Regions from separate parts of the Homo sapiens genome. Here all the other regions are linked to region 2. The links are chromatin contacts, found by Hi-C or POLR2A ChIA-PET in ENCODE. All regions are on one chromosome and are shown on one strand. Each heading gives the region's core, a stretch centred on a gene start or an enhancer-like site at or near the end of the contact. The rest is flanking DNA. Distances are from core to core; before and after follow the strand shown.

Region 1 (4,297 bases), core at 1,547-4,046, 44 kb after region 2:
TTCTGCTCCCTAGCACAGTGTCTACCATCCATGTGCATCCTCTCTGCTCCAAGAATAGACAGAGAACAAATTCACACAGACTCATTTGCACAGAATCCCATGTATAGCTTGAGTCTTTCTGTTTCTTTCTTAAGGCCCTCATCAAAGCCTGTGTGGAGTCAGTCTTTTTTCTCTACTGGACTATAAGCTTTCACCAGAGTCCACCCCAAACTGTACATGGTTCTATGGGTTTTATCAACAATGTAAGACTGGAAACCTCTTGAAGGTAGATGTTTCTTTGCAGGTCACTGCTGTCTGCCCACGTCATTTTTTCAGGCACAGGGCAGATGACTGACACTTTGATGAATTAGCGAATGGAGCAGAACTCCTGGAGCCCATGGTGGAAGCTTCATTGCTCATGAATCACAAAACCATTGGTTTTGATAGAGAGAAATCTAAAGGGATGGACAGAACAGCAAGAACAGTTTCTGCCAAATTCCATGCTTTGGGGACAGATTATGTCAGTAGAATCAAGGCAGTTTAAGGTTGTGCTTGAAGCCCATCTTACTAATTTTACTAATAGGAATGCTTACCTGCTTATAAGTGTGGTGTGGCAAAGTTGTGTGAGAAGCTGGGAAAGACATCCCTAGGACAAGTAAACACCTTGCCAAATCCCAAATAAAGGGAAGTGGTAGGACTGGAAAGGAAATGGATATTCTGTGGAAGAAACACTTTGTCATCCCAGACAGGGATTTGTCATAATGAAGCCTTTCCTGGAAAGAAGTGTTAAAACTAGGGCATGTAGAGGTATGTCATGGACCTGAGAATCTCAAAATTTGAAGAATAAAGAACCAAGCAGGTACACGTGGCAAAAAAAAAAAAAAAAAAAAAAAAACCCAGGTCTTTTTATTGGCAAGTGGTCTGGCACTTTGGTAATTGATTTAAATAGCATGCACACAGCTGAACTAAAGCCAGCAGATCTTGCCTTCTCCATTGGTCAACAGGAAATCAAGTTCAAGGAAGTTGTAAGAATTGGCATTTCTTCTTTAGCATCTGTTCTCCTGACATGAGCATTCTTACCCACCTAGTCAAACCAAGGTTTTCTCCACCGCTTAAGTACTTTCAAGTCCTCTCTGGACCTTTAGACACTACTGCCTCTTGTGATCATGGAGAGCAATGGAAGATTTAGGAGCATTGTCTTGATATATGCCTGCGTCATGTGTCTTTGCTCAGGACTGGCTTCTATCAGAAAGTCTCTTGCTACCTCAGAGTCTTCCTACACCCAGCCCGTCTGAGGGCCGATCCTTGATCACCATGTTCACCAAGGGAGGGAAGATGTAAACCCATGTTTACAGGAGGAGCTAGCCAGCTATGCTTGCTGTGTAAGGCTAGATGATGGCTTGCTTTAGATAAACAGCAGGACTTGTGACCTAGTGTGAATGGGGTCCCAGTAACACACATAACCGAAATCTTTTCCTTTTGTCCCTACTGCTCCTTACCTGCCCAGGCCTACTACCTGGGGTTTCTGATGACAGGTGCACATTAACTACTCACTACAGAGTGAGCCCTTCTTTCCTCTGTGGGCCACACAGCACTTCTCTGTGGTCCTACAGTCGAGACAGTCGAGGGACCCGCAGGGAACCTGCACAGTTGCCGCAGGTGCTCTGTATTAACTGTCTGTCTGCAAACCCTTGTTCTTCCAGGATGGCAAGGTGAACGGAGTGACTGAGTCCACGCGCATCCTGGGCTACACCTTCCTCCATCCCAGTGTGGTGCCTCGCCCCCACGTGCAGTCCGTGCTCCTGACTCCCCAGGATGAGTTCTTCATCCTAGGCAGTAAGGGGTTGTGGGACAGCCTGTCCGTCGAGGAGGCCGTGGAAGCCGTGCGCAACGTGCCCGATGCCCTGGCTGCTGCCAAGAAGCTGTGTACCCTGGCCCAGAGCTACGGCTGCCACGACAGCATCAGCGCTGTGGTGGTGCAGCTCAGTGTCACTGAGGACAGCTTCTGCTGCTGCGAGCTCAGCGCCGGTGGGGCTGTGCCACCACCCAGTCCTGGCATCTTTCCTCCCTCAGTGAACATGGTGATCAAGGATCGGCCCTCAGATGGGCTGGGCGTGCCGTCCTCCAGCAGCGGCATGGCTTCCGAGATTAGCAGTGAGCTCTCCACTTCTGAGATGAGCAGCGAGGTGGGGTCAACAGCCTCCGATGAGCCCCCGCCCGGAGCCCTAAGCGAGAACAGCCCTGCCTACCCCAGTGAGCAGCGCTGCATGCTCCACCCCATCTGTCTGTCCAACTCCTTCCAGCGCCAGCTATCCAGCGCCACGTTCTCTAGCGCCTTCTCCGACAACGGCCTTGACAGTGACGATGAGGAGCCCATCGAGGGCGTCTTCACCAACGGCAGCCGGGTGGAGGTGGAGGTGGACATCCACTGCAGCCGGGCCAAGGAGAAGGAGAAACAGCAGCACCTGCTTCAGGTGCCAGCAGAGGCCAGTGATGAGGGCATTGTCATCAGCGCCAACGAGGATGAGCCAGGTCTGCCCAGGAAGGCAGACTTCTCTGCCGTTGGGACCATTGGGCGCCGGAGGGCCAATGGCTCTGTTGCGCCCCAGGAAAGGAGCCACAATGTGATAGAGGTGGCTACAGACGCACCTCTTCGAAAGCCTGGAGGCTATTTTGCTGCCCCGGCTCAGCCGGATCCTGATGATCAGTTTATCATACCCCCGGAGCTGGAAGAGGAGGTCAAAGAAATCATGAAGCATCACCAGGAGCAACAGCAGCAGCAGCAGCCGCCACCACCCCCTCAGCTCCAGCCGCAGCTGCCGCGGCACTACCAGCTGGACCAGCTGCCAGATTATTACGACACGCCACTATGACCCAGCCGAGCTGTTTAACAAATAAACTAACCACAAAAGACTGAGTTGCAAGAGTCTCCCAGGCTCACATTAAACCAGGGGTTTTACTCCACATCCTTCCCCCAGACACTGTTCCCAACCTGTCATCGCAGCTAATCTGTAGGTTCTCTTTCTTTGGGTTATTTTTTTAAGTAATCACCACTTTCTTCTAGTGATGCTTTACCAATATGATTTACATTTGTTAACTTCTCCCCCTAACATATCAGATATGTAAAGACAAAGAACAAAAGGTTTAATATATTACAGAGAAACAGTTAATGATAATGTAATATTTTTTAAAATGGCTTTTTGTTGTTTGTTTGGAAGGCAGGGCAGGCTGCCGTTGCTAAATGATTTAATAATATTGTAATTCTGTATTTCTTTGGGGGGAAAAGGCTTTTGTTTTGTTTTGTTTTGTTTTGTTTTGTTTTTGTCTTGAAAATAATAGACATTTGTAGAATATGGAGACTAACTCCTAGGAGTTGCTTTACTCTGTCAGGTGACTTAAGTCACTGGGATTCACTAATTTTCTCTGAGAGAACAGCTGATTGAGAATTTCCATTGTAAATAGCTCAGTGTTGTATAGTGAGGCTTACGATGTTTTGTAGTCTTGGCGTAAGGACACAGCCCAAGTAACTGACGTTTCCCCTCCCCCTCCCCTCTGAGGAGCCTGCCTGCCTCACAACTCACCCTCACTTCACTGAATGAGGAGGCTGAGCAGCTGCAGTGTTTCTGTCCGGAGGAAATGGATCTTAGGCCACTGGACAAGAACCTGCACCCAAGGGCCCTGAACCCATTTTCCTCCCCTGTCCCAGCCTTCCCACTTTGACAGACACTTTTAACTGTGTTCCTTACTGCTGCCACAATCAGCATGGTTGTATAGTGCCCCATTAGGCCATTTACATACCCAGAGTTATACTCAAGCAGAATGCACAAATGGACATGTCATAATTTTTGTTACAATAAATATGAAATTTACAAGTATTTACAAGTATCTGCTTTTGTCTCAGCAGCCAGATGTTTCTTGGAGACAGTCACACTAGCTTGCGTTTAGAAAGAATGGATGGAATATTGGGGTTATCAGATATTTCTGATTTTTTTTTTAAGAGAAAAACATCCAGTAAGTTAACCTACATTGAATGAAATGTGAAATTAACCAAATGGTAAGCAGTATAATTAGCTGATCTTACAGCTTTTCTTTTCTTTTCTTTTCTTTTTTTTTTTTTTTTGAAATGGAGTCTCGCTCTGTCTCCCAGGCTGGAGTGCAGTGGTGTGTTCTCTGCCCACTGCAACCTCCGCCTCCCGGGTTCAAGTGATTCTCCTGCCTCAGCCTCTGAATAGCTGGCATTACAGGCACCCGCCACCATGCCCAGCCAATTTTTGTATTTTTAGTAAAGATGGGGTTTCACCATGTTGGCCAGGCTGGT
Region 2 (3,694 bases), core at 266-2,765:
GTACCCAAAGGAAAAGAAATCATTTATCAAAAAGACACCTTCCCTGCACTCATATGTTTATTGCAACACTATTCACAATAGCAAAGTCATGGAATCAACCTATGTACCCGTCGGTGGTGAATTGGATAAAGAAAATATGGTACATATATACCATGGAATACTACACAGCCATAAAAAAGAACAAAATTATGTCCTTTGCAGCAACATGGATGCAGCTGGAGACTGTTATCCTCAGTGAATTAATACAGAAACAGAAAAATACTGCACATTATTTCTTAATACATGGGGGCTAAACAGTGTATACACATGGCCATAAAGCCGGAAACAAGAGACACTGAGGACTCTGAAAGAGATAAGGGATATACGGTTTGAAAAACTACCTATTGGGTACTATTTGGTGGTACCCAAATATTTGGGTGATGCCTAAATGCCAGCATTACACAATTTACCCGTTTAACAAACCTGCACATATACCTTCTGAATCTAAAATAAAATATACATGTACTTGAACTTAACTTACCCCCAAAATGGAAACAACCCAAATGTTCCTCAGCTCATGTGTGGATAAACAAGGTGTAGCCATATGTGAATTATGAATTATATCTCAATAAAGCTGTTAATAAAAAAATAAGGAAAATAGTACCTCAGGTATGGAGGGATACTTCTTTAACATTATATACACACACACTTAGTCCTAAAGCCAATTTCTTAATGGGGAAACCCCATTGGTATTTCTACTAAGATCAGTAACAGGACAAGAAAGCCCGTTATTTTCACTCTTATTCAATATTATATTAGATATATTAGCCAGGTAATTAGACAAGAAAAGATCAATTAGAGGCATGAGCGTTGGGTAAAGAAGAGAGAAACTATCTCTATTGCAGTTAACATGATAGTATACTTGGAAAACCCTAGAGAATCACTGATAAATGAATTCAGACAACAAAGTATTTCAACAAAGTAGCAGGGATATAAAGTTAATATGCAGAAATCAAAAGCCTTTGTATACACAAACATAGCCATTGGAAGACATATTATATTGGTAGTGAAAATCCCATTTAAAATAGCATCAAAGGAGGTTACTTAAGAATAAATAAGAAATGTGCAAAAACTGTATGAATAAAACGTTAAAACACTTCTGAAATTTGCAAATTTGAACAAATGAAACAATATTCCTTGTTCTTAGATAGGACGACTTAATATTATTAAGATATCAGTTTTTTGTAGATTACTTTGCAAATTTAACACAATCATCATGTAAATACCAAAATGCTTTTATGATCAAGTTAGACAAATTGATGCTACTGTTCATATGGTTAAAAGAATCATATAAGAATAGCCGGGAAAACACTGAAAAAGTAAAACTATTAATACAAGGGAGAGACAAACCTTACCAGACAGCTAAACATGTATGTTTTAGTTCTTTCTGCTGAGAAGAAGGCCTAGAAATAGTGACACGCCAGTACCAGGAAGTATATCTAACATCAAGACCTTGGTTTTTGGCCGGGTGCCATGGCTCCTGCCTGTAATCCCAGCACTTTGGGAGGCCGAGGTGGGCGGATCACCTGAGGTCAGGAGTTCGAGACCAGCCTGGCCAGTGTGGCAAAACCCCGTCTCTACTAAAAATACAAAAATTAGCCGGGCTGGTGATGCATGCCTGTAATCTCAGCTACTTGGGAGGCTGAGACAGGAGAATCACTTGAACCCAGGAGGTGGAGGTTGCAGTGAGCCGAGATCAAGCCATTGCACTCCAGCTTGGGCAACAGAGCAAGACTCCATCTCACAAAAAAATAAAATTAAATAAAAAGACTTTGCTTTTTAAGTATCATTCTTCAACAAAAGGAATCAGGTGTCCTTGGAAACAGGATTGAGTGTAGGGCTAGAGCAGGCTGAATACAAGATGAGCCCAAAAGTAAAGAAATGCTCACAAAATGACGGGAGCATGTCAAAGGATGCGTGAGTCAACTTGAAGGAGCTCCCAGTGGCCACATTTGGGACAACGTGAGCAAAAAGTACACAATGATAGTAATAAATTCTATCCAGCAGAATAAAATAAACATCAATATGACCATACTGAAATAAAGCAAGTAATTAGGTAAATAAATTGGGAGAGCTCTTGTAGGATAATTCCATTTAACAAACTGTAAGTAGAGGGAATCATGAAAATAGAAAAATCACTTGGCAAACAACACAGAAATGATTGTTACAAGCACAAATGCTAAATTAATGGGCAAAAGTATGAGAAACAGAAGAGTTTCATAGTCTCAAATGATCTCTCCACACGTTATTTAATTACAAAAGAAAAAATTATTACTTTGCAGTGGAGATGCTTGGCAGACACCACCTTAACCAAGTAATCAAAGTTAATATCTCCAATAATAAGACATTGGCCTCACATATATCCTGATGTGATGCCCTGAGAAGGGCACAACCTCTGCGATATTTTTGCCAAAAACGCATGACCTTACTCTAATGATGATGAAACATAAAACCTAAATTGAGAGACATTTTACAGAATGTTTGTCGAGTACACTTCAAAAACATCAAGGTCATCTAAGATAATAAGACTGATTGGAGAAGAAAGGAGGACTGATAATGAAATACAACGTGAAGTGTCAGCCTTGTGAAGATAGATGGAACTGTCAAAAGTACTTTGTTATAAAAACAAGCAATAATAAGAAACTTGGAATGTTTACACTTCTGGAATGCTTCGGAGACAGAAATCAGAGGGTTGCCTAAAAGTAAGAGTTTTGCTGGGGTTAGACAGTTGTGACTATGTAGAGTTTTAATGGTATATAAGTCCCAGTACAGATTTCCAGAAAAATCATTTTTACAATACCTGGTATGTCTACAAATAGATAAATCTGTTATGGTACCAAATCCTGTGCCCTGTTTCTAAGAGAATTTGGCTGTAAAATTTAAGGGTGTGCTGGAAATTACTAAAAAGCAAACAAAACAAAAAATATATAGATGAGTCAAATGGACAGAATATGCCAAGGAGAGCAGAGCAATTGCTCAAGAAGCAGGAAATGGATTTGTCTCACTGTTGTTGCGGGTGACTTTCCAAACACTTTAGGGCAGGAGCCATATCTGTGTGTCTTTTCTCTGAGACTTTTGAACTCTATGCTGAGAGAAGTTCTTGAGTACTGTGCTATTTACTAACTTGTTTTAAGAATTGAGTTTGAAATGCTGTGCACACGTGGTCTTCACATTACATGCAGGTGCCCTGCTTGACCCTCCAGCTCTTTTAGAAAAAAAGGACCTATGAAAATGTCCCCACAAAAAGGTTTTTATAATTATTTTTCAACATTTGAATTTTGGAGACACATGGTAGAAAACTGTGGACTTGAGACTGATGAAATCCGAGTTTTATTTCTGTCTCTGCCACTAGTTACTATTGAGCCATTGCCAAATAATGTTACTTTCTCAGCTTTGAGTTTTGTCTTTCGTGAAATATGAGAGGTTATATCTCTGGGGTGATGGAAAAATCAAATGAGATAGAAAATAGTGGCCAGGTGCAGTGGCTCACACCTGTAGTCCCAGCACTTTGGGAGGCCTAGGCAGGTGGGTCACTTGAAGTCAGGAGTTCGAGACCAGCCTGGCCAACATGGTGAAACCCTGTCTCTGCTAAAAATACAAAAATTACCTGGGCATGGTGGTGCATGCCTGTAATCCCAGCTACTCAGGAGGCTAA
Region 3 (4,132 bases), core at 562-3,061, 64 kb after region 2:
AGGGTTTCACCATGTTGGCTAGTCTTGTCTCGAACTCATGATCTCGTGATCCGCCTGCCCCGGCCTCCCAAAGTGCTGGGATTATAGACATGAGCCACTGCGCCCAGCCTCTGTGTGTGTGTCTGAGATGGAGTCTCGCTCTGTCACCCAGGCTGGAGTGCAGTGGCGCCATCTCGGCTCACTGCAACCTCTGCCTCCCGGATTCAAGCAGTTCTCCTGCCTCAGCCTCCCAAGTAGCTGGGATTACAGGCATGCACCACCATGCCCGGCTAATTTTGTATTTTTAGTAGAGACAGGGTTTCTCCATGTTGGTCAGGCTGGTCTCGAACTCGTGACCTCAGGTGATTCGCCCACCTCGGCCTCTCAAAGTGCTGGGATTACAGGCGTGAGCCACCACGCCCAGCCTCATTTTTAAAAAGACATATCCCAGCCATCCACTTCTGTCTGTCTCCACAGCTCCTGTAAGCTACCATCACCTCTCATTTGCACTTCTGTAGGAGGGTCCATTATGCACCCACAGCCATCTATTTCCCATCAGAGCCATCATTGTTAATGCACATCATGCCAGATTCCCGAGGGGAGGTCTCCAGTGGCCTTCCATCATTTTAGAATACAACCCAAACTCCTCATCAGGGCCCCCGTGGTCTTATGTGATCTGTCCACCTCCCAGCCATGGGCTTTTGCCCTCTTGCCCTCACTCCACCCTCTGGCCCCAAGATTCTCAGCCTCAGCACCAGGCACATTTCAGTCCAGATCATTCTTTGGTTGGGTGCTGTCCTGTGCATTGTGGGACAGTTAGTGCCATCTCTAGCCTCTACCTACTAGCTGCCACTAGCATCCTCCCACACTGCCGACAGCAACACTGTCTGCAGACATTGCCAGATATCCCCTGGGAGGCAAAGTCACCCCCAGTTACAGTGACTGGTCTAGTTACACCGGCTTCCTTCCTGCGGCGCGAGCCTGGCTGGTCTCCATTTAGACCCAGTGTAGTCGCTCTTCTTCAGTCTGCTGTGCTTCCTCCGAGAGTGTTGTGTCAGCTCCTTCTCTGTTCTGACCTCAGCTCAGATGTTGCCTCCCCACAGGGTAACTGAAGGGTCTTCTTTGACCACCCTGACTTGGAAGGCCCTCCCTTCCAAGTCACCCCACATTACATTACTGCATTTTAATTTCTTCCTGTCCTTCATCAATATCCGAAATGATCTCATTTATCTGCCTGTTCACAATCTCCCCATTAGGTTGGAAGCTTCATGAGAGTAGAAACTTACCTGTCTAAAGTGTCCCTAAAATGACCAACAGTGCCAGGCAGATAGCGGGTGCGTGGGAGACAACAGCTGTGGAGTGGAGACATCAATAACATATTTCTCCTTTACTGAGGTTCCTAGAAGGTTGGGGAGTGGTGGCATGGGGCTGCTTGGGATCATTCCAGGGTGTGATGACCTGAGAAAGTTGTGGGAGTAGGGGGGCTTGTTTTGTTTTTTGTTTTGTCAGCACCTTCTAGGCTCAGCCATCTTCTTCTGATGAGCTAAGTGCCAGGGGTCTCTGGTGAGTGACCCCACAGATCTTACCCAGAGGTGCCACACAGCCTTCTTGGCTCTGATAGAGGGGTCACTTCTGGAATAGCCTAAGCAGAAGTGCAGCAGGCCGAGAATAGCCTGGTCTTGGAGAGGTTTTTGACTAAAAGAGGTCATTGAGTGTTGTGTCTGGTCCAGGAAGCTAATCCAGGAACAGGAAGGTGCTGTACTGGGAGCCAAGGCATGGAGGCCAGAGCCTCCCTCCCTCCCGCAGAGCATGGCGCCCAGCCCGTCCTCCTGACTGCCCCGTGCTCTTTGCCTCCTCCCTCTCCAGGTCTCATGTGATGTGTTTCTGTGCGGCTGCTGGCCCAACCTCTTGACTCTCCTCTCTGCCAAATACCAAGGCCAGCTCTGTCTCCTTTTGACCTCCGAAGCTGTGGATACAGTGAATCACTTTTTCTCCTAATTGTCTCCTCTATTCTTGGCAGACTTCCTTAAAAGAAAAAAATCAATCGCAAGATTAATATTAACCACAAAGGACATGTTTTTCTACTTTTTTTTTTACATCTGATTTTTCAATCTCAATCGATTCAGTTTGTTGCAACTACAATAGATGATGGTTAAATATTAGAGGCAGGAGCTTGGTGGCAAAGGCATATTGATAGAATTTATATCAAATACTGAAGTTTGCAACATAAAAATGAATCACTTTATTATTTCCTATAGACATGCAGCTGCTCAAAACAGCATGCTCCCAGGTCACAAATGCGTGTATCGATTAGCATATAACACATGCCTATTGGCCTTGAGCTAAGCATCCAGGACTCTATGGCCCTTGTCCCCCAGGAGGAGGAAATTCAAGCAAAAGTCTTTGGTTCTCACTGCAACAACATCCATGTGTGCGCCCAGCCTGGGATACCTGGTGTCTTTGGACTCCTGAGAGTTCGTCATGTTTATAGCTCTGCAGTATGCTCCTGAGGACAGATGCTGTCACTCCAGGTGCTTCTCCACCTGGACAGACAGATCTCAGTGACAACGCTGAAGAAATAAATTTAAAAAGGAATTGGAGTCCCTGCGCAGTGGCTCACGCCTGTAACCCCAGCACTTTGGGAGGCGGAGGCGGTCGGATCACGAGGTCAAGAGATCGAGACCATCCTGGCCAAGATGGTGAAATCTTGTCTCTACTAAAAATACAAAAATTAGCTGGGTGTGGTGGCGGGCACCTGTAATCCCAGCAACTTGGGAGGCTGAGGCAGGAGAATTGCTTGAACCTGGGAGTCAGAGGTTGCAGTGAGCCGAGATCGTGCCACCACACTCCAGCCTGGGCGACAGAGCCAGACTCTGTCTAAAAAAACAAAAAGAGAGAGTTTTGAAATCTTGGTAGAATATACTGGTTCCATGGGAAGCTTTTTGTCTCAAAAAGGACGCTAAACCTTGTATGTCTTCTTTGGGGCTGACTCCAGCACAAAACCCACTTCCAATTCACAAATGTGAAGAGCCATTTTGTTCCAGGAAAGCCATGAAGTAAGGTGAATGCACATGTTTAGGCTGAAAGGCAGTCTTCTGTCTGGTTCTCTACAGCTCTCCTCTCCCCCATCCAGGTAAGCACTGCTGACATCTGACACGTACTGCCCTACTGCCTGGGCCCCCCACATCTCCCCATGCTCATGGACACTCATCATTGTTACCTGCATGCATATCTATTTTCATCATGCAATTCAAGGTGTAGGATAGATCCTTTGTTGCCTGAGCCACTTGAGTTGGGTTGGTTATGTGCGTATGAAAGCATCCTAACCCACAGAAGCTCACGCGGGAGGAAAGCTGTGAAAGGGACAGCCCTGGCTTACTGGCTTGTGCCTGAGTTTCCCAGAGCATCCGTAGCAATGCCCCACAAATCAGACTTCGAGCAACATTGATTCATTCTCTCTCAATGCTAGAGTCTGGAATCTACGCTCCAGGAGTCGGCAGGGCCATACTCCCTCTGAAGGCTGGAGGAGAACCCTTCCTGGCCTCTCCAGCTGCTGGCGGCTCCCGGCAGTCCTGGTGTTCCTTGGCTTGCAGATGCAATCCCTGTCTTTGTTGTCACATGGCCTTCCCCATGTGTTTGGGTCTCTGTGTCCAAAGTGTCCTCTTCTTACAAGGACACCAGTCACATTGGATTTGGGGCCCCCCCTAACCATGAATTCATGAGTATGACTTCATTTTACCTTAATGACATCTGTAAAATCCTGGTTCCTGAATAAGGTCACATTCACAGGATCTAGGTAGACATGAACTTTTTGGGTTTTGTTGTTGTTGTTGTTGTTTTGAAAGAGTCTCACTCTGTCGTCCAGGCTGGAGTGCAGTGGTACGATCTCAGCTCACTGCAACCTCTGCCTCCTGGGTTCAAATGATTCTCCTGCCTCAGCCTTCCGAGTAGCTGGGAAAACAGACACCCACCACCACGCCTGGCTAATTTTTGTGTTTTTAGTAGAGATAGGGTTTTGCTGTGTTGGCCAGGCTGGTCTTGAATTTCTGACCTCAGGTGATCTGTCTGCCTCGGCCTCCCAAAGTGCTGGGATTACAGGCATGAGCCACCACGCTGGGCCTTGACATGAACTTTTTGGGGACACTGTTCAACC

What was found. Hi-C counts contacts between places; a loop is a spot of excess contacts on that map. ChIA-PET counts read pairs that join two places held with the same protein, here RNA polymerase II (POLR2A). Pooled maps may share reads with other maps.
Region 1: a loop to region 2 is called in a map of PC-3, with 2.3 times the contacts of the local background. The contact joins two enhancer-like sites. A Hi-C loop is called at or near these places in 4 of 168 maps with a recorded cell type or tissue (CD8-positive, alpha-beta T cell, PC-3, dorsolateral prefrontal cortex and 1 more) and 2 of 50 pooled maps. POLR2A ChIA-PET finds 5 or more read pairs at or near these places in 1 of 52 experiments (MCF 10A).
Region 3: a map of HCT116 shows a loop between it and region 2 (3-fold over the local background). The contact joins two enhancer-like sites. A Hi-C loop is called at or near these places in 1 of 168 maps with a recorded cell type or tissue (HCT116). POLR2A ChIA-PET finds 5 or more read pairs at or near these places in 1 of 52 experiments (activated CD4-positive, alpha-beta T cell).

Annotation. Positions count from the first base shown.
Region 1 is chr18:62,976,580-62,980,876 of GRCh38, forward strand. PHLPP1 (PH domain and leucine rich repeat protein phosphatase 1) reads left to right here. Exons shown (of 17, transcript NM_194449.4): 17 at 1,683-3,854. The coding sequence ends at 2,852. Among named protein-coding and RNA genes, the nearest start is that of PHLPP1, 260 kb to the left of the region's middle. Within about 2 kb of position 2,797, at least 2 of the 41 ENCODE cell types and tissues checked have a DNase peak (open chromatin) inside an H3K27ac peak, as active enhancers do; they include dorsolateral prefrontal cortex, where a contact is called at or near this core.
Region 2 is chr18:62,934,221-62,937,914 of GRCh38, forward strand. All of the region lies in intron 10 of PHLPP1 (PH domain and leucine rich repeat protein phosphatase 1), which reads left to right. Among named protein-coding and RNA genes, the nearest start is that of PHLPP1, 220 kb to the left of the region's middle. Within about 2 kb of position 1,516, at least 4 of the 41 ENCODE cell types and tissues checked have a DNase peak (open chromatin) inside an H3K27ac peak, as active enhancers do; they include dorsolateral prefrontal cortex, where a contact is called at or near this core.
Region 3 is chr18:62,997,725-63,001,856 of GRCh38, forward strand. No RefSeq gene overlaps it. Among named protein-coding and RNA genes, the nearest start is that of PHLPP1, 280 kb to the left of the region's middle. Within about 2 kb of position 1,812, at least 4 of the 41 ENCODE cell types and tissues checked have a DNase peak (open chromatin) inside an H3K27ac peak, as active enhancers do.